2 separate regions of the Homo sapiens genome follow, and region 1 is linked to region 2. Evidence: chromatin loops called from intact Hi-C (ENCODE). Cell type or tissue: mammary epithelial cell. All regions are shown on one strand. Each heading gives the region's core, and the rest is flanking DNA. Links, peaks and the distances in the headings are about the cores only.

The links. Hi-C counts contacts between places; a loop is a spot of excess contacts. Peaks named below come from ENCODE experiments on the same cell type or tissue, not always from the same donor. Only the 100,000 strongest peaks of a DNase experiment are listed, where the experiment ranks them.
Region 1: a loop joins it to region 2, with 16 times the contacts of the local background. A loop is called at or near these places in 92 of 110 quality-filtered maps.

Annotation. Positions count from the first base shown.
Region 1 is chr14:103,101,895-103,109,894 of GRCh38, forward strand. EXOC3L4 (exocyst complex component 3 like 4) reads left to right here. Exons shown (of 12, transcript NM_001077594.2): 3 at 224-878; 4 at 2,047-2,158; 5 at 2,373-2,495; 6 at 2,844-2,944; 7 at 3,098-3,178; 8 at 4,891-5,005; 9 at 5,530-5,649; 10 at 5,737-5,889; 11 at 6,502-6,623. Among named protein-coding and RNA genes, the nearest start is that of EXOC3L4, 11 kb to the left of the region's middle. RefSeq lists enhancers at 2,664-3,414, 6,934-7,013, 7,801-8,000 and silencers at 3,289-3,448, 7,184-7,243. In mammary epithelial cell, for the core only: CTCF peaks have their summits at 3,226 (motif pointing right) and 4,039 (motif pointing left); a DNase peak (open chromatin) is centred at 3,217; H3K4me3 peaks cover 538 bases; H3K27me3 peaks cover 2,800 bases.
Region 2 is chr14:103,178,752-103,189,117 of GRCh38, forward strand. It overlaps LINC00605 (long intergenic non-protein coding RNA 605), which reads right to left and starts at 10,277. Exons shown (of 3, transcript NR_033938.1): 1 at 9,841-10,277; 2 at 9,626-9,696; 3 at 8,470-9,519. It also overlaps the pseudogene GCSHP2. RefSeq lists a silencer at 10,346-10,366. In mammary epithelial cell, for the core only: a CTCF peak has its summit at 6,825; a DNase peak (open chromatin) is centred at 7,140; H3K27ac peaks cover 281 bases.

The sequences.
Region 1 (8,000 bases), core at 1-8,000, 79 kb before region 2:
CAGGCTTGGGGCCCCAGGTTCTGCCTCTTCAAAGGTGACTCTAAGGGAGGGCTCCTGGCAGCTGGGGCCTGTTGTTCCTGGAGCAGGCCTTCAGCTGTGCTGGGGCATCTGGCAGAGGACAGACAATCCAGCCCCGATGGATTGAGCCGTGGCCTGCAGGTCTTCGTCCAGGTTCGGGTCTTGGGGCGGTCCCTCTCACCGCCCTTCTCGCCCGCCTGTGCAGAAGGCAAATCCGTGGCCGACCTCATTACTGAACGGCAACTGCTGGCGGCCTTCGAACAGCTTCTGCGCCTGGAGACGCTGCTGGTGGCCGAGAAGGCCTCGCGCACCTTTGAGCAGGACCCTACGGCCTTCGCGCGGCGCGCTATGGACGTGTGCCTGCTTTACGACGGGCTGGCAGCCGAGATCGGCGCCATCGTGCGCGAGACGCTGGACAGCGACGGTGTGGACGCGGCCGCGCTGGCCGAGCTGGCCCGCGTGGTGAGCGCGGAGGAGGAAGCCCACCCTTCTCCCCCCGACGACGGCGACTTCCTGCGCACGCCGCGCCGCTGGCGCCAGCACTGGGAGGAGGCGGTGCGGCGAAGCGCTCAGGAGCGCGTGCGGCGGCCGGGCGCGGGGTGGGCCTTCGGGGAGGCGGAGGGCGCGTCGGGTTTGGCCCAGCTTCTGGCCGAGCTGGGTGGCTTGGTTCGCCGCGACCTGCAGAAGGTGCGGCAGGAGGTGCAGCCCGCGTATGCGGCGGCCGGCTTCCCAGCGTGGGAGGTCTATCTGCGTGCCTTCCACAGCGCCGTGGCCCAGCGCCTCCAGGAGCTCGCGCGCGACGCCCGCGGCTGCGAGCAGCTCTATATCCTGCTGGACTGGGCCGCCAACGTCTACGGCAGGTGAGTCTCGGCCAGGGCGCCCAGTGGCGAGGACAGCTGCCGCTTCCTCCGCAGGCCTTGGGGAGCCGGCTTTGAGGAGCACCGGACCTTTCTTCTCTGTTCCCTCCCTGGGAGAGGGCTGAGAGCCGAGGGCTTCGACATGCTTTCCTCGGCGGGTTAGGCCGTGGGGCGCTCCCGCCCCAGGTTTTCTAGGGGTCACCCATACACAGTTCCAGAATTTGAAAAGTTTCCGCGGGGAGGTTCCCATGGGAGCAGGGCCTGTGCTGGTTCCACCAGGTGCCTTTGGGCGCATCAGAAAAGGGCACATCTTGGCCAGGCGCCATGGCTCACGCCTGTAATCCCAGCATTTTGGGAGGCTGAGGCGGCCGATCACCTGAGGTCAGGAGTTCGAAATCAGCCTGGCCAACACGGTGAAACCCCGTCTCTACAAAAATTAGCCGGGCATGGTGGCACGCACCTGTAATCTCAGCTATTCCGGAGGCTGAGGTAGGAGAATCGCTTGAACCCGGGAGGCGGAGGTTGCAGTGAGCCGAGGTCGCGCTATTGCACTCCAGCATGGGCGACAGAGCAAGACTCTGTCTCAAAAAAAAAAAAAAAAAGAAAGAAAGAAAGAAAAGAAAAAAGAAAAGGGCACCCCGTTAGGCCAGACGGGCATCTGGGTTCAGGGTACAGCCTGCGGGGAGCGGCCACCTCCCGCTCTCTGCCTGGGATGAGGATGGATTGCCTTCCCCGCGGAGCGGTTCCCAGCCCCACCGGCAGGAGCGCCCACGGAGGTGGGGGAGGTTGCCTGAAGTCCCGCACTCCTTAAATTGCTCCTTAAATTGTGTGGGGTCAGACCCGTGTCCGCCCTGCTGTGGGCCTCCGTGCTGCGGGTTGGAGGGTGGCCGATTCCTGAGCTGTGTTTGAGGAGAGGGCGGAGTGCCATCTGGGTAGCCGTCCTTCAGCGTTCTGCAGGAAGGCAGGAACCCAGCTGTCAGAGGCTTCCCGGGAGGGGGTGTGGCATGGCAGCCTAGAGGCGCGCGCGCGTGTGTGTGTGTGTGTGTGTGTGTGTGTGTGTACAGATGCCCAGGTTCGGGATTGGCGTTAGACTTTGAGCCTGGCCAGAAGAGGGGCAGCGGCTGCCGCATCAGAGCCGCTCCCGCCCCCAGCCCCCTGCCCTGTCTTCCAGTCCTGACTTCCTGGGCGCCCCGGGGCTGGCGCTGCCCGCCGAGCCGCTGCCTCCGCTCCTGGCGCCGGACGTGTGGGCCCGACTGGAGAGCGACTACACCAGCTTCCTGGAGGTCAGGCCGGGCGGGTCAGGCTGGGCGGGCCAGGCTGGAGGGGGCGGGCCCTGGGGGGATGTGCGGCGCCCAGGCTATCGGCGGCCAGAGCTGGCTCTGGTTCACCCTGTGGCCCCCGGCGCGGGCTTGTGACCCGACAGGGCGGCCCTCATCCCGGACGGCGCGGGACGGGGTCTGGGAGGGTCTCACCACGGCCCATCCCTTCTCCCCCCAGGCCAAGATCGCAAGCTGCTTCGACAGCATCTTGCAGCTGGAGCAGAGTCACTGGGCGGCCGCCGAGGTCCCCGAGGTGCTGCAGGGCCTCTACCAGGCGCCGCTGTCCATGGACGTCCATATGGTGCGGCCCGGGAGCAGGGGCTGAGAAGGGGCGTCTGTTCAAGCCTCACGCACACGGTGGCGATTTCCAGAACGAATTCCTATCCAGTCCCAACCAACCCTTCCGTTAGATGGGAGCCTGAGGCCCCACGCGGGGGGAAATCGGGGACCCCCGGCGCGCCGACGGGCAGGGAGGCTGCTGGATGGGAGTTTGCGGGAGTTGACTCTCCAGTTGGGCGGCTGAAAGCTGGAGGGGCCAAGACTGACAGGCACAGCGGGGCGGGCTGGAGGCGCAGCGGGGGCTACCAGGGGACCCGCGGCCTCAGGTCGGGGGCTGGGAGGCACGCTCAGTGCGGGGCTTCGCTCGCAGCTCGTGGCCGAGCACGTGAAGGCGGCCGGCGCCATCTCCGCGGAGCTGGAGGCCACCACCCTGCGAATCTGCACGCGGGCGCTCGGCCTCTTCGTGCCCAGGTGCGGACGCATCCTCAGTAGGGGAGCGACCTGGCCGGGTGCGCTCTGCAGGTGGGAGGGAGGAGTCTGCGTAGGGACCTGATTGGGAGGGTGGACCCAGGGTCATCGCGCAGCTAGGGAGGGTCCCCAAAGGCTCTGTGTATCCCGCCCCAGGTTTGAAAAGGCTTTTCTGGCGTCGGAGGCGGTGAGCGAGCCGCACCTGGGCGCCTACATCAACGCCTGCGAGGAGCTCAGGTAGGGCTCGCCCGCTCCTGTGCGGGCGCAGCGTGGCCAGCAGGGGGCGCGCGAGCGCCGGGAACCTGGATGGAGGGGAGTGCGCGCGCGTGGAGGGGGCAGAGGTGAGGAGTGTGTGTGTGTGTTTGTGTCTGTGTGTTGGTGGATCTGAGGGGTGTGTGTGCGTGTGTGTGTAGCAGAGTTGGGGGGTGTGTGTGCGTGTGTGATGGAGCTGAGGGTGTGTGCCTGTGTGTGCATGCGTGGAGAGCTGAGGCTGTGTGTGTGCGTGTTTGGCAGAGCTGAGGGCTGTGTGTGTGTGTGTGTGTGTGTGTTGGAGCTAAGAGGTGTTTATGCATGTGCGTGTAGGGGTGGAGCTGAGTGGTGTGTGTGTGTCAGAGCCTAGATGCGTGTGTCTTGTGTGTGTGTGTCCATCCGAGCAGGGGCCCTGGGGGAGTGTGGATGGCTCTTCAAGGCTGAGCAGAGGCCGAGGGGTTCCAGCTCCCTGCCTGCTGCCCTGGGCTCCATTTTTCCCTCCCTTCATCCCAGGCAGCATTTCTTCCATCTTGGGACACCTCCTTCTCTGGGAAGCCTCCCTCAGCCTGCACCCTGGGCTTTGCTGGGGTGAGGTCTGGGTCTCTGTGTCCCCAGAAGGCAGACGCCCTCCCTGTGGGCTGGCAGTAGCTGTTGGCCTTCCGTGCCCTCAGCTCCAGGCCAGGCCTCAGCAGATGCGGCAGCGCCAGAGGCACAGACTGAGCCTCCCCATCTGGGTTTATCCTTTTTTAAAAGTGTGTAAATTTTAGTGTCCCGAAGTACTTCTCATTTGTCTGACTTCAAAGAACAGCTGTGCCACCTGCTGGCTGTGTGCTCCGGGACAAGCCACCTCCCCTCTGTGGCTCTTTTGCCACCTGTCAAATAGGATCAGAGCACCTGCTCCCTGGGGTGGTGTGGGACCTCTGTGCCTCAGGGGACTCAGTTCCCATTGGCTCTTTGTGAGCACTTCTCAGTGCCAGGCACTTTGTGGGTGCCTTCCCTGCCTGACACGTCTCATCCCAAGCGCAGTATACCCACGCACAGGTGCAGAGCACAGGCCTGGAAAGGAGGTGCCACTTGCCCGTGGCCACGTAGCCAGGAAGTGGTGGAGCTGGGACTTGAACTAGGCCTGCCTAAATCCAAAGCATGACCATCAGGCACTGCTTCTCCAACACTCTCGTCCTTAATCTGTGCCAGGCTTGTCCTTGGTGCTGGGACCCTGGGGTTTCAGCTCCAGGGAGCGTTCTCTGCCCCTTGGTAGGCAGCCTCTGGCCAAACCCTTGATGGAACTCCAGCCTGCTCTACTGTGTCCCTGGCTGCGGGGACTGCGTATAGCCTGGCCCTCAGTTTCCTCAACAGTGAAATAGGGACATGGTCACCTTCAGGGGGCAGTTATAAGGCTCAGGGTAGGGTATGTTCCAGGCATGGCTATGCCGCACTGTTTATCACCAAGAGGGATGGAAGGTCTGTCCCAGAGCTGCCAGAGGGGAACGGGTCAGCCACCCCTGACCCACCCCTTTGTGACTGGCTCCCTGGGCTTCTGTGCTGTCCCCCACTTGACTCTGCTCGCAGACAGCTACAATGGGGAGCCCCACGGGCTGCCCTTCACATTGTAGTCTAAGTGAGTGGAGCTGTGTGCCCGGCTCTATTCCCCAGCCTGGTCTCCCTTGCCCACCTCATCGCTGGTCCTGGCCCCTCCCCAGGACCAGTCTTCTCTCCAGGTTCCCAGGAACCCAAGAGGAGCTGGAGAAGCCCCTGGTGACGGCCACCTGCAGCTTCCAGAAGCACTTGCTTCAGGGCTTGCAGCGTGAGTTGCAGGTGACTGTGATAGGCCCTCTCTCCCTACTTCCCATGCCCAGCAGGCACCCCCTATTTCCTAGAGCCTGGGGGCCCAGGTCACAGCATTCATTTATTCCAGGGTGAGCTCATGGGTGTGTGTGTAGGGTAGTGGGCAGGGGACCCAGGTGAGGTCCCAGCTGAGCAGGGGCGGCTGGGAGACGCCTGCCTTCTCACTTCAGTCTCCAGCTCTTAGTGGTCACCCCCGAAGCCTGGGATGGTGGGTCCACGGATCCAGGCCCAGGGTCCTCACCCAGTCCCTCAAGGCTTCTCCAGGGCATGCCCTGAGCAGATCTGACTGCACAGACTCAAACCCTGCCCCTAGAGCTTGGGGCCTGGGAGAGGCATTCTGGGAAAGGGCTCGTGACATAACCTGTGGCTAGGAGAGGGAATGGCACCCCAAACCCAGGAGGGAAGGGGTCAGGAGTGGCACACTGGGCTTCGAGGGAGGGGTTACGTTGCGGGCGTAGTGCACATTTGCAGACTCCCAGCCCCTCTGTCCCCAGCCGCTCTTCAGGGTTGTGTGCACCAGGGACTGGCTGACGCAGGACTGGCTGCATCCCCTCATGGACAAGGTGGTGACCTTCGCCGGTCATCTCCAGCGTGTGGCCCGGCCGCGGGCACAGGTACCACAAGGGGGAGGGCCCTGGCAGGGCTGTGCCCAGGATTGGGGCTGTTGACCCTGACCCTGACCCTGACCCTGGGCCGCCCAGGAGACTCTGCAGGAGGTGCACCGGTTCGTGGTCCGCGAGTACCTGGCGCGGGCGCTGAGGCCACGGGAGCGGTTCCGGGGCATGGAGCGCATGCATGGCTCCCAGAAGATGAGCCTGGATGCCCAGGCCATCAGCGACACCTTCCAGGGCCTGGTAGGGGCGGCATGACTGCCCTTCGGTGCTCGCCTCTGTGTGGGGAGTGGTGGCAGTGACTAGGGCCTTAGCGCCGGGAGGGCTTTTGGCAGGAGTGGTTCTCCCCACTCTGGATCAGGTGGAACAGGGACTGGGGCGCCTGTGGGGCTGGGGGGTGGAGGGAACCAGGTGGGAGGGCGGCACTTTGCATACATTTGCATACAGTTTGCAGGGGTGCGGGGAAGGGGCGAGGGTCACAGCCCCATCTCACGGTCAGGGCCTTTGGGAGGTGTCCCCCACCTCAGGCCAGAGCCCTCAGAGTGGAGGCACCAGCGCCCCTGCACACCCCTCGTCTGCCCCCTAGCAGTGCTTTCAGGCTGGCCTCGGTTTTCCTGTCCAAGCAGGATGGGATCGGAGGGGAGATGAAGGCTGTGTAGCCAGCCCATGAGCCCTCGGTGCCCAGGCACGCTCCCGTTCTGTTTTGGGGGAGGCAGTCCCGGCACCGAGCCAGAGTGACTACAGGAGGGCTGACGCTGCGGGAGGGCTGACCTCGCACTGACCTCGCGCTCTTGCAGGAGTTGGAGCAGCGGTGGGGAGAGGGCTGTTGGGGCAGGCGGTGGCTCTGTCTCGCAGGGTTCCGAGGCCACATGGTTGGACCAAGCCATCCAGTGCGTGGCTGAGATCCTGGGCGAGACCTACAAAGATGACATCCAGCGGCACCTGGAGACTCTTATCCGGAGCTACCCCGACATCAGGTGTGTACCCCACCTGCTTCCACTAGCTTCCTACCAGAGCTTCAGGGCCAAGGGGGCTGGTATTGGAGCAACCCCAGCCCAGACCTGACTGCCCAGGGGCCTGAAGACCAGAGGCAGGAGGTAGGCCTTGGACCCTCAGACCCTCAAGGCTGGAGGGGGAATGGAGAGAGCCCCTTCTCCTAATCTGCTCTTGGCCATCCTCCATCAGCCCCACCAGGGGTGGGCACGCCTCCAGTCCTGGAATCTGAGGGGGAGGCGGACCCCCCACCCCTGGGGAGAAAGCCCTCTCTGAAAGCCAGGGGATTCTGAGACCTGGTCAGGAGGAAGGAGGTTTTGATCCCGGGTTGTGCTGGGGGGTCGGTGAGTCATCCAAGCCTTTGGAAATCCCAGCTCGAATCTCTCCAAGTCCATTCTTTTGGAGATTCTGGGATGTGGAGCTCACAGAAAGCCCCTGGTTCATCCCCTTCCCCAGGCCACCCTGCCATGGGGTGGGGAAGGATTCCCCATCCCCAGCAGGCCTGTCTTCCAGGCTGTGGCTCAGAGAGAGTGGCCCTTACATCACCCTGGGAGTTCCCCTCCAACTACTCCCCAACCCCGTTGGCCCCGTCACCCGCAGCTGCATCACCCCCTCCCTCCCTCTCCACCACCTGTCCCCCGGTCTCCCTCTCTCCCTCGCCACCCTGTCCCCATGTCTCCCTCCCTCCCTCCCTCTCCACCCTGTCCCCGTGTCTCCCTCCCTCCCTCCCTCTCCACCCTGTCCCCATGTCTCCCTCCCTCCCTCCCTCTCCACCCTGCCCCCATGTCTCCCTCCTCCCTCCCTCTCCACCCTGCCCCCATGTCTCCCTCCTCCCTCCCTCTCCACCCTGCCCCCATGTCTCCCTCCTCCCTCCCTCTCCACCCTGCCCCCATGTCTCCCTCCTCCCTCCCTCTCCACCCTGCCCCCATGTCTCCCTCCTCCCTCCCTCTCCACCCTGCCCCCATGTCTCCCTCCTCCCTCCCTCTCCACCCTGTCCCCATGTCTCCCTCCCTCCCTCCCTCTCCACCCTGCCCCCATGTCTCCCTCCTCCCTCCCTCTCCACCCTGCCCCCATGTCTCCCTCCTCCCTCCCTCTCCACCCTGCCCCCATGTCTCCCTCCTCCCTCCCTCTCCACCCTGCCCCCATGTCTCCCTCCCTCCCTCCCTCTCCACCCTGTCCCTGGGTCTCCCTCTCTCTCCAGCCTGGGTCTCTCCACCCGGTCCCCAGGTCTCCCTCCACGCCTTTGCGTGGGCTCTTTCCCACTCTGCACACCCCTCTCCTGTGCCCCTTCAAGCCCAGCTATGGTGTCCCCCAGGCCCACGCCCTGCCCCCTCCCCCAGCACAGCTCTTCCTGGCCTCAG
Region 2 (10,366 bases), core at 1,959-9,958:
ATAGCATTGTATGTAACAGTAACATTTAATTTCCATGTAGTTCTAAATATATTTATGACCTACTTATCAAAGTTTTTTAAAAAAGAGATAGTGTTTCCTGGGTAACTTAATTTGATATAGAAACAGAGGGAGCCCAACTCAGTCAGTCTCATAATTGACATAATTAACATACGCACTTGAAAATTGAGTGCAAATAGTTTAAAAACTTTCTGGGGCCTCTTATTGGATTCTCCTTCTTGGGCAGGTCCTGGCTGTCAAATTCTGTCCCCAGCACCCCCAAATCTACAAAGTAGAAGCTCAAGATCTGCAGAGATGGGTAGAAGGCCTCAGTAAGACAGCTAGGTTGACCAACTTGTTCCAGCTCACCTGGGATCTTGCCGGCTTTGAAGTGGAAATCCTGAGGTCTGAGAGCACCCTCAGTTCTAGGCACCCTCAGACTGTTGGTTGTCCTTCCGGCAGCATGCCTGCTTGACTTTGATGTAAACATTTCTTAACACACACACATGCTTCTTACTGTCAACACACTCCAGCTAAAGGCCACTGGACCCACTTGTAGCTGAGCAGTTTGAGCTCATTATGCATTGCAGAGAGGAAGAGCAGCCACCACGGGAAGCGCCAGACACACGCTCAGAGGGGTTAGAAAGAACTTGTGCCCACACTGAGCCAGAGCTGGGGGCTTGGGGGAGGGTGCAAAGAAGCAGAGGTTCTCTGTAATGTGGATGCTGTCAGAACTCAGGGTGGTTCTGTGATCAGGCATCTCGACAAAGCTCCTCTGCGGTGGGCAGAGAAGAATGGAGAACCCATAAAGCAGCTGCTGCCACTCATTTTTGCCAACAGAGGGGCTGGCTGGGAATTTGAGGGGGGCACACTGACCTTGCTTTTGTCTGTGTTCGGACAAAGTTAAGAGTGGCCTTGTCTTGTCTCATTCTGTCACCGTCTCAGAGACACCTCGTCTGATATTGGTGGTCTCTGAGGTGGCTCCTGTCCTACAGGAGAGTAACTCAGCCCAGCTGGGTTGCCACCAGCTTCTGGGGACAGGGCTGCACCTTTTTTCTCCCCCACGAAGCAGGGAAAGGTAAGTAGAATACTGTTAAAATGGGCCAGGCACGGTGGCTCATGCCTGTAACACTTTCAGAGGCTGAGGTGGGCTGATCACTTGAGCCCACGAGTTCAAGACCAGCCTGGGCAATATGGTGAAACTCTGTCTCTACAAAAAATACAAAAATTAGCCAGGCATGGTGGTGTGCACTTGCAGTCCCAGCTACTTGGGAGGCTGAGGTTGGTGGATCGTTTGAGCCCAAGAGGTTGAGGCTGCAGTGAGTGGAGATTGTGCCATTGAACTCAGCATGGGTGGCAGAGTGAGGCCCTGTCTTAAGAAAGAAAGAAAGAAAGAAAGAAAGAAAGAAAGAAAGAAAGAAAGAAAGAAAGAATACAGTTAAAATGAAAACCTGTGTTCCTCAAAGTCACTAATGTCAAATGACAAAATACAACAAATTCAGTTAAGATTGAATAGGTTTTTATCTGCAATTCCAGACTTAGGCAACCCCTCATTCTTAGGAAATAAAAGGAGCATTTGGATGAGCTGAGCAGGAGAGGTTGGCTTTGTAGGCAGGAAAGGTGGAAGAAAGCAGAGACAGAGACCAAAAAGCAGATTGGTCATCTCAAACTTACTTTCCTTGTCATGGTTAAAGCACAGCGGACTTCCCTTATCACACCGGCTAAAACTGGCCTATTTGGGGATTTGGGGGCTCTCTCTCTCTCTATCTCCTGAAAGAGGGTCAGATAAACAACTTAGTTTCTGCTTGGTGGTATGAAACTCCCCGCATGAGTAGCTGCATTTCAGCTTGGTCTGTTGGTCCTAGTGCAGAAGCTCACTCCAAACCAATGGCATCCTCTCCATTCATTTAACACCAGCAATAAAGTAAAAAGAGAGGTTGCACAATTCCAGGAGATACCGTAATACGTGTATCTGAAAAATACTAGTGTCCAGAAAACACAAAGCACTCCTACAAATCAATCATACCAAGGCAGAGACCCAGTAGAAAAACTGGCTTCTTAAAAATTTAAATGGGAATGTCAAAAAAGTAGACTTCTGAATGGCTCATAAGAGTATGAAAAAGTGTTTGACTGGCCAGGCGCGGTGGCTCACTCCTGTAATCCCAGCACTCTGGGAGGCCGAGGCGGAAGGATCACAAGGTCAGGAGATTGAGACCATCCTGGCTAACACAGTGAGACCCTGTCTCTACTAAAAATACAAAAAATTAGCCGGGCGTGGTGGCACACACCTGTAGTCCCAGCTACTCAGGAGGCTGTGGCAGGAGAATGGCGTGAACCCAGAAGGCAGAGCTTGCAGTGAGCCGAGATCGTGCCACTGCACTCCAGCCTGGGCAACAGGGCGAGACTCTGTCTCAAAAAAAAAAAAAAGAAAAAAAAAAGGAAAAATTTCTCAGATGTATATCTCAATGGTTCAACTTTTACTGTATCTTGCTTCATACGATTTATTTTCATTGACTTCAGCTGTTTCTTCCCTGGAAAGGCCTGGAATGCTAACTCTTCCCTTCAGTTTTTTTAGGTCAACTCCTGTAACTTTTTTTTTCAAGAGACAGGTCTTGTTATGTTGCCCAAGCTGATCTCAAACTCCTGGTCTCAAATGATCCTCCCACCTTGGCCTCCCAAAGTGCTGGGATTACAGGTGTGATTCACTGTGCCCAGCCTCCTGTAACTTTTTTCTCTGGTTCTAACTCTGCTTTTACAGACTGTCACTAAAATGTTTATCTGAAAGGCCTAAAAAAGCAATGTTTTCTTCTAGTATAATTTAATTTTGTACTGTTGGCTTTTCTTAAGGTATCTAAATTGTTACGCTAATAACCTTGGACACATTCTTTTTGTGTTTGATTAAATCCAAGTCCCTTTTTCATCAGGTTTGACTTCCAAGTTATCTAAATTAGCTCCTATAAAGAAAAACAATCATACTACAAAAGGTTTTTCTTTACCTTTTGGTAGCTGGTCTAAAACCACAAAAATTTTATGTTTTATCAAGATAATTTTCTATGTTGTCTTTATTAGGCTTGTAATTACTTACAAAAACCTAAGCTTTAAAAGGGTTAAGGTTTTTATATCTATATAACTTTCTGCATTGCTTTCAAAGTCTTTTAATTATCACTCTGGTTAAATAAATATGATTTTACAATGCAACTCTGTTTTGATCAAGTGTTTTGAGCCTTTTAACGTCTTTGACAAACTTCCTGAAAATCAATCCTAAATTCAAGTCTCTTTTGCCTAAAATTAACTTTGAAATTTTTTAGATGGGGCCCTGAAAAGCCTCAAAAAATCTCTCTCTCATCTTATAGAGATACTAAATGATTAGGCTGATTTGGCAAATTACATTTTTTAAATGTCAAATAATAATTCATATTAGATCTTTTAGCTACATAGATGAGTATGTTAATATAAATATTTCAAAAAATATATAACTTTATAAAAATCTAATATGCTGTCAGTCATAATTCATAATTCTGGTTGTTATCGGTTGTTATCTTAAAGTGCTATCTATATGTAGTAGAAATAATTAAGTATCCTTTTCAATTGGAAACTTTCATCAGATTTTTAACCCTGGTGATGTGGTTTGAATATATGTTCTGGCCATATCTCATGTTGAATTGTAATCCCCGGTGTTGGAGGGAGGACCCGTGGAGGTGTTTGGGTCATGGGGGCAGGTCTGTCATGGCTTGGTGCTGCCTCACAATAGTGAGTGAATTCTTCTGAGATCTGGTCGTTCAGTGTGGCAGCCCCCGCACCCTCTCGCTCCTGCTCTGGCCACGTGAGATGCCTGCGTCTCCTTCACCTTCCACCATGATTGTCAGCTTCCTGAGGCCCTCACTAGAAGCTGAGCTGATGTCAGTACCATGCTTCCTGTATCGCCTGCAGAACTGTGAACCAATCGAACCTCTTTTCTTATAAATTACCCAGTCTCTGCTATATATTTCTATACAGCAATGCAAGAACGACCTAACACACATGGCTATGCTAAGTTTTTGTCATTCACTGTTATTATTTTAAACTCTTCTCTAAAAACGTTCACAGTCAGATTCATAGAAAAGACTCCAACAAGTACTCTTAAATACGGATCTCTAATAACTTTAAGATCGATGGACTAAATAAAAATTTCTAAAACTCTTATAAAAATTAATAGATTCATAAAACTAATAAAAATCAAGCAGAACAAAAGTTAATGACATAAAATTAAAGAATAAATGATAAAAATGATAAATAATAAATGATAAAAATATTTTTATAATTTTTATTTAAAATGTTATTGGCTCTTTACTCAAATGTTTTGTCTTCCAGATTTAAGAAAATCTTCTCTTTTAAGCTATCTATAATTTACTACAATTTGATAAAATACATTTTTTTAAACAAAGATAAAAAATTTGTTTTTTCTCCTCACTTGATTCCTCCAAAATGTGAAAACTATACGTGAGTATACTTATGACAATACGGTTATTTATATAAGTCCAATAAAATCTGCTCTGTTTATAACAAAATACAATGAAAAACACCGGTTACATTACCAAGACTGACTAAAATGGCATATTTTAAAATATACATAAAATATCTGACTTCGAGGGTCCTCAGACTTACAGTAAGTTAATAAAAACTGTCATTTTCTGGCAGGCCCAAGAACCTTAGGACTATGAGTAAAATCTAAAGTCTTATTTAGTTTGACTTTCTAGCCTCAAGAGATTTTTCATCTGAAATTCCTATATGATCAAAGTAAAAAGAAGAGTTATAGTCCTTAAAAAAAAAGCTATAATACACCTGTTATTAGATTGTAACTCTATGCACTGTTTTTTTAGTTCTTATCTACTTTAGACTAAATCCTAAATTATTCTAGGTTCCTCCAATCCAACTTTCTTCCATAAAATTAGCAAAATGAAAACTGCTCTGTTCCTGAAGCCCACTAAGCTAAAACTAAACTGATATTACAAAACAAAGTCCAAGGTGGGAGGATCCCTTGAAGCATCACTTGAAGCCAGGAGTTTGAGACCAGCCTGGGCAACAAAGTGAGACCCCTTCTCTGCAAATAATAAAATAAAACGAATTAGCCAGGTGCTATGGCATATATTAATACCTGTAGTCTCAGCTGCTTGGGAGGCTGAGGTGGGAGAATCACTTGAGCCCAGGAGTTAGGCTGCAGTGAGCTATGATCATGTCACTGCACTCCAGCCTGGGCAACATAGCGAGATCTCTGTCTCTACAAAAAATAAGTTAGCTGGGTGTGGTGGCACACGCCTATAGTCCCAGCTACTTCAAGCCTGCAGTAAATTAGGATTGCACCACTGCACCTCCATCCTGGGCAACAGAGCAAGACCCTGTCCCTAGAAAAACAAAAACAAAAACAAACAGTGACCAAAGTGCAGCGTGGAGACCCTCTGCACCCCTCCCTACGAACATGGCACTGAGTGGCGCAGTGTGGGTGGGCTGTGGGCTGCAGCTTGAGCGGGGCCTTGGCACCTGCCATGCCTCACCGGCTGAGGCCTTGGTGGCTGGGGATGGGCACGGTTTGTGCGTGGAACCCGCCCTGCTCTCGGTGCATGAATTCTCGGGGAAACGTGGTTGGAGAACAACAAGAAATGGTATGGGAACCGTGGGAATCAGGCATTTTGCACAGGAAGTATTGGGAGATGTTTTTACTGTAGTCTGCCTGAAGCTGGGACAAAATTGAACAAACAAGATGAATTTGGTGCTTTGGAAAGTGTGAAAGCTGTTCATGAACTCCATTCTCCTTTATCAGGAGAAGTAACTGAAATTAATGAAGCTCTTGCAGAAAATACAGAACTTATTGACAAATCTTGTTATAAAAATGTTTGGCCGATCAAGATGACACTGAGTAACTCTTCAGAACTAGGTGAACTTGGCCGGGCGCAGTGGCTCACACCTGTAATCCCAGCACTTTGAGAGGCTGAGGCAGGTGGATAATCTGAGGTTAGGAGTTTGAGACCAGCCTGGCCAACGTGGCGAAACCCCATCTCCACTAAAATACAAAATTTAGCTGGGCGTGGTGGCAGTTGCCTGTAATCCCAGCTACTCAGGAGGCTGAGGCAAGAGAATCACTTGAACCCAGGAGGCAGAGGTTGCAGTGAGCCAAGATCATGCCACTGCACTCCAGCCTGGGCAACAAGAGCAAAACTGTCTCAAAAAAAAAAAAAAAAAAAAAAAAAAAAGAACTAGATGAACTTATGAGTGAAGAAGCTTATAAAAAATACGGAAAAATCTATTGAGGAGTGAAAATAACCCCTAAATAAACTAGTATGAAATAATTTAAAATATAAAAATAAAAAACAAAATTAATAAAGTAAAAAACAAGTCTTATGCCTGATATATGAACCACACCAAAAGTTCACCAAATTGCACGATGCCGTAATCAGAGACAATCAAACCACAAACCAAGAGGAGCAGTTGACGTTTTCCCTGCTAAAAACAGCTGTTCCAGCAGCCATGGTGCCTGTAGTCCCAGCTACTTGGAAGGCCGAGGCGAGAGGAGTTAAACTTCAGCCTGGGCAACATGATGAGACCTCACTATTTAAAAACAAAAATTGAAAAAGAAACCTAAAAAAGCAGGTTTTCCGAAGACGTTGTTATAAGGCTCCATATAATAATGAGACTCTCACCCTCTCAATGCCATTCTTCATTTGGCAGGATAATGCTATAATTAAAATTTCACAATAAGTAACTGCTATAGGTAACTTGAGAAAACCTGACCTAAAAAAAAAAAAAAAAGAAATCCTTTTAGTCCACCTAGTGGGCAAATTTGGCATTTTCCCTAACACAGTTTTTTGTTCAAATTGTACTGGTGGTCCCTTTTATAAACCTGGCGTTCACAAAGTAGTGATTAATTCGATCCTGTATGAAATACTTCTCAGTGGCTATCACAGGCCTGGCCCAGTCTCCTCCATGGCCTTTTGTTTAATTTGTTGCCCTTAGGCTGGGGCTGTTAGTTCAAAACCACTTCTACGAACTAAGTTTATTATATTGTTGCCAATTTTTTCATTATAATTTTTAAATGTTGTTCTTAGTGCCTGTCTAATCTCAACGAAGCCAACTCTCCTAACAGGATAATACTTGCTCAACACCTCCAGATAATGACTAATGCCTACAAAGCAGATGAAATAAAATGTAATACTGGACTCCAGATGAAACTGCTTTGAGGCCAGGTGCAGTGGTTCACGCCTGCAACCCCAGCACTTTGGGAGGCTGAGGCGGGCAGATCACCTGAAGTCAGGAGTTCAAGACCAGCCTGGCCGACATGGTGAAACCCTGTCTCTACAAAAAAAAAAAAAAAAGAGAGAGAGAGAGAGAGAGGAAAAAAATCAGCTGGGGGTGGTGGCGCATGCCTGTAATTCCAGCTATTCAGGAGGCTGAGGCAGAAGAATCGCATGAAACCAGGAGGCAGAGGTTGCAGTGAGCCAAGATAGTGCCACTGCACTCCAGCCTGGACTACAAGAGCAAAACTACATCTCAAAAAGGAAAGAAAGAAAGAAAGAAAAAAAGTAACTGCTTTGAGACATTTTTTCCTTCTGGCCTCGTTATTACACAAATGTGGCCCAGGTTGCTGACTTAGACCCCGCCATGTTCCCTCCAATGTGGGACAGAGACAGCTGGCACAAGCCCATTACAGCCCCAGGGACAGATAAGCCTGGCTGCAGAACGGCTGGTTAGCGATGCTTTCAGAGAAATATCTTGATCAAAAGAGAAAAATGTAAAGCTAATCACACAAATTGGGTCATTCTTGTCCCACCCAACCAAGGGTCAAGAGGCCAGCGGGAAGGAGCACTCAGGGCACATAGAATTTCTCCAAGAATGTCATTCTCTGTAAGACCGGCTGCTGAAACTGCTGCCACCTGAAACCAGTTTACCTAATGCCTACTAAACAACCTGCTGACACGACTCGTTTTACCCTCTGCCCTCACTCATCAGTCGGAGCTTGCCAGCTCCCCAAACTCACCAGTGCCAATGAGCTTTCTTAAAGAGCAGTAGTAATATTTCTCCTCTTTATAAAACCTCCAGCCTTTCTTCATTCTTTGGACATCCTAAAGACCACTCACGCTACAGATATCCACAAATTACACTTCTTTCCCCAAATAAAACATTTTAATTTTGAGGATTCATCTCTGTATTTAACTTCGACACTGATAACAGGGAAATACGCAGCAAAGACACCTCAACCCCCAGGGGTCCCCTTCTAAGCACTCCCTCCCCCAGTCAGCCCAGACTTCCTAGGGGCGGGGAATGGCTGGGCAGCTCCACCTGTGACAATGGACTCTGCCCCGTCCCTGATCGAAATGACTGACAGCAAGCTCTCCTTCAGGCCTGGCCTCCCCGGAGTTCTCACTTAGCAAATGGCTTTCTAATGAGAGCACAGGAATTTGTCCCTATGTGTGGACTGACAATGAATAAAAGAAGCAGAAATCCATGGTGAACTTTATTTCAGCGAATAGAGGACAAAGATCAGCGACAGCTCCTGTGGGATTCGGGAGATTTGTCAGCCACGTAGGCATAGAAGATGGGAAAATGGGATCCACTTTTTTCCCCTTTGGGGCCAACCTGGCAATTTGTGTGCAAAGCACAGGAATTCCACACAAGGAATTTGGCGTAATAGAAGTAATTAGGGCTGGGCGTGCTGCCTCATGCCTGTAATTCCAGCACTTTGGGAGGCCAATGCAGGAGGATTGCTTGAGCCCAGGAGTTGAAGACCAGCCTGGGTACCATAGCAAGATCCTATCTCTACCAAAACAAAACAAAACAAAACAAATTAGCTGGGTGTAGTAGTGTACACCTGTCTAAAAAAAAAATGTAATTAGTAACAGGAATGCTCCAAACTCAGGAAAAAAAACAAAACAATATTTTTAAACTGCTAAGAAGACCAAAAATTATTTCAAAACCATGAGGTAAAATGACAGAGGTCCTGGTGAGGAGAGGACTTTATCAAGGGTGTAATGGAAGACGCTGGGCATGATTCACATGTTGTGGAGACCCCTGGAGAAGGGGGGCTAGAGTCAGGCAGGGGTGTGAGTGACCCAGGCACAGAAGTGGGGCAGGAGGGACTTGGGACCCTCCTTCTGAAGCTCCCCAGGAGGCTCCTCCTTTTACCTGCCCTTGATCCTGGAGTCCTCTCTGCCAGAGACAGGAGGCCACATGGTTCTCACCACCAGGCTAGTGGACAAATCCCTTTGTTTCCAGGGTGGGCCTGGAAGGGATTAGGTTACTTTCTGGTCCACACCAGAGGCTCCCCTAGAAGGCAGACAGCCCCAGGGACTGACTCAGGGACCCAGAGGCTGGGATGGGGGAGGCCAGGGAGTGAGGCCAGGGCAGGCAGCTGTGGGGGCTGGGCTGGGGAGAGGAAACAGTACTGGGGCAGAGGGGACGCCTGTAATCCCAGCACTTTGGGAGGCCGAGGTGGGAGGCTCATTTCAGCTGAGGAGTTCAAGACCAGCCTGGGCAACATAGCGAGAACGGTTCCTGGGGGAAAAAAAAAAAAGAAAAAAAGCATGAAATACAATGTGTCTATATTGAAATCTGTACTGTAATTGAGATGAAATACTGTGGAAAAACTCAAGGAATTTACCTAAATGCTCCGCAATCTAATTCCAAATACCAATGGTAATTCTCAATACCTAATTAGGAAAACATCACAACCTGCATTTGAAGAAAAGAGTAACGTTCAACTTCTAACGAGGCGTGCGATCATTTCGGCACTTGGAACATGAAACAAAGTCAAAACATTTTCAGGCAAGGTGAATTGCTGATCAAGTATCAGATGTCCAGGTCTGCTCCCCTTACCGTTGCGATTGATTCACCACTACATCTCTTCTGAAAGTACCACACGGTGTGGAATCCTCAACTTAAGTACAAAACACGACGAAACTGATTAGGAAAATCCATTTGTCAACTGTGGGAGGCTCTGGATGTGTAGAGTACCTAGACTGTGGTAACCCCTCCACCCTGCGTGCCTCCATCACATCATCCAGCTGTTCACCTTAAATAAATACAATTTCTATCCATCAATTACACCGCAATAGAGCTGGGGGCCATTTTTTAAAAACTTCCTCTGGCATGCAGCAATTGATAAGAACTTGCAAAGCTGAGAAGGCACCGATTTAAAACTCGCGCCAACGCGGCTGCGCGCCTTGTCCTCCGCCCAGGAACCCTGGAGGCCACGGCCTCGCCCGGCTCCTGCGCTGGCACTGGACGTCCCGCCGGCTGTACCTGGCGCCCCGTGGCCTCGCTCCCGACCGCTGCCCCGCAGAGGCCTCCCGACCGCCGAGGCCCTCGCCACGCCCGGGTGCCCCCAGGGGGCGCCGGCTTC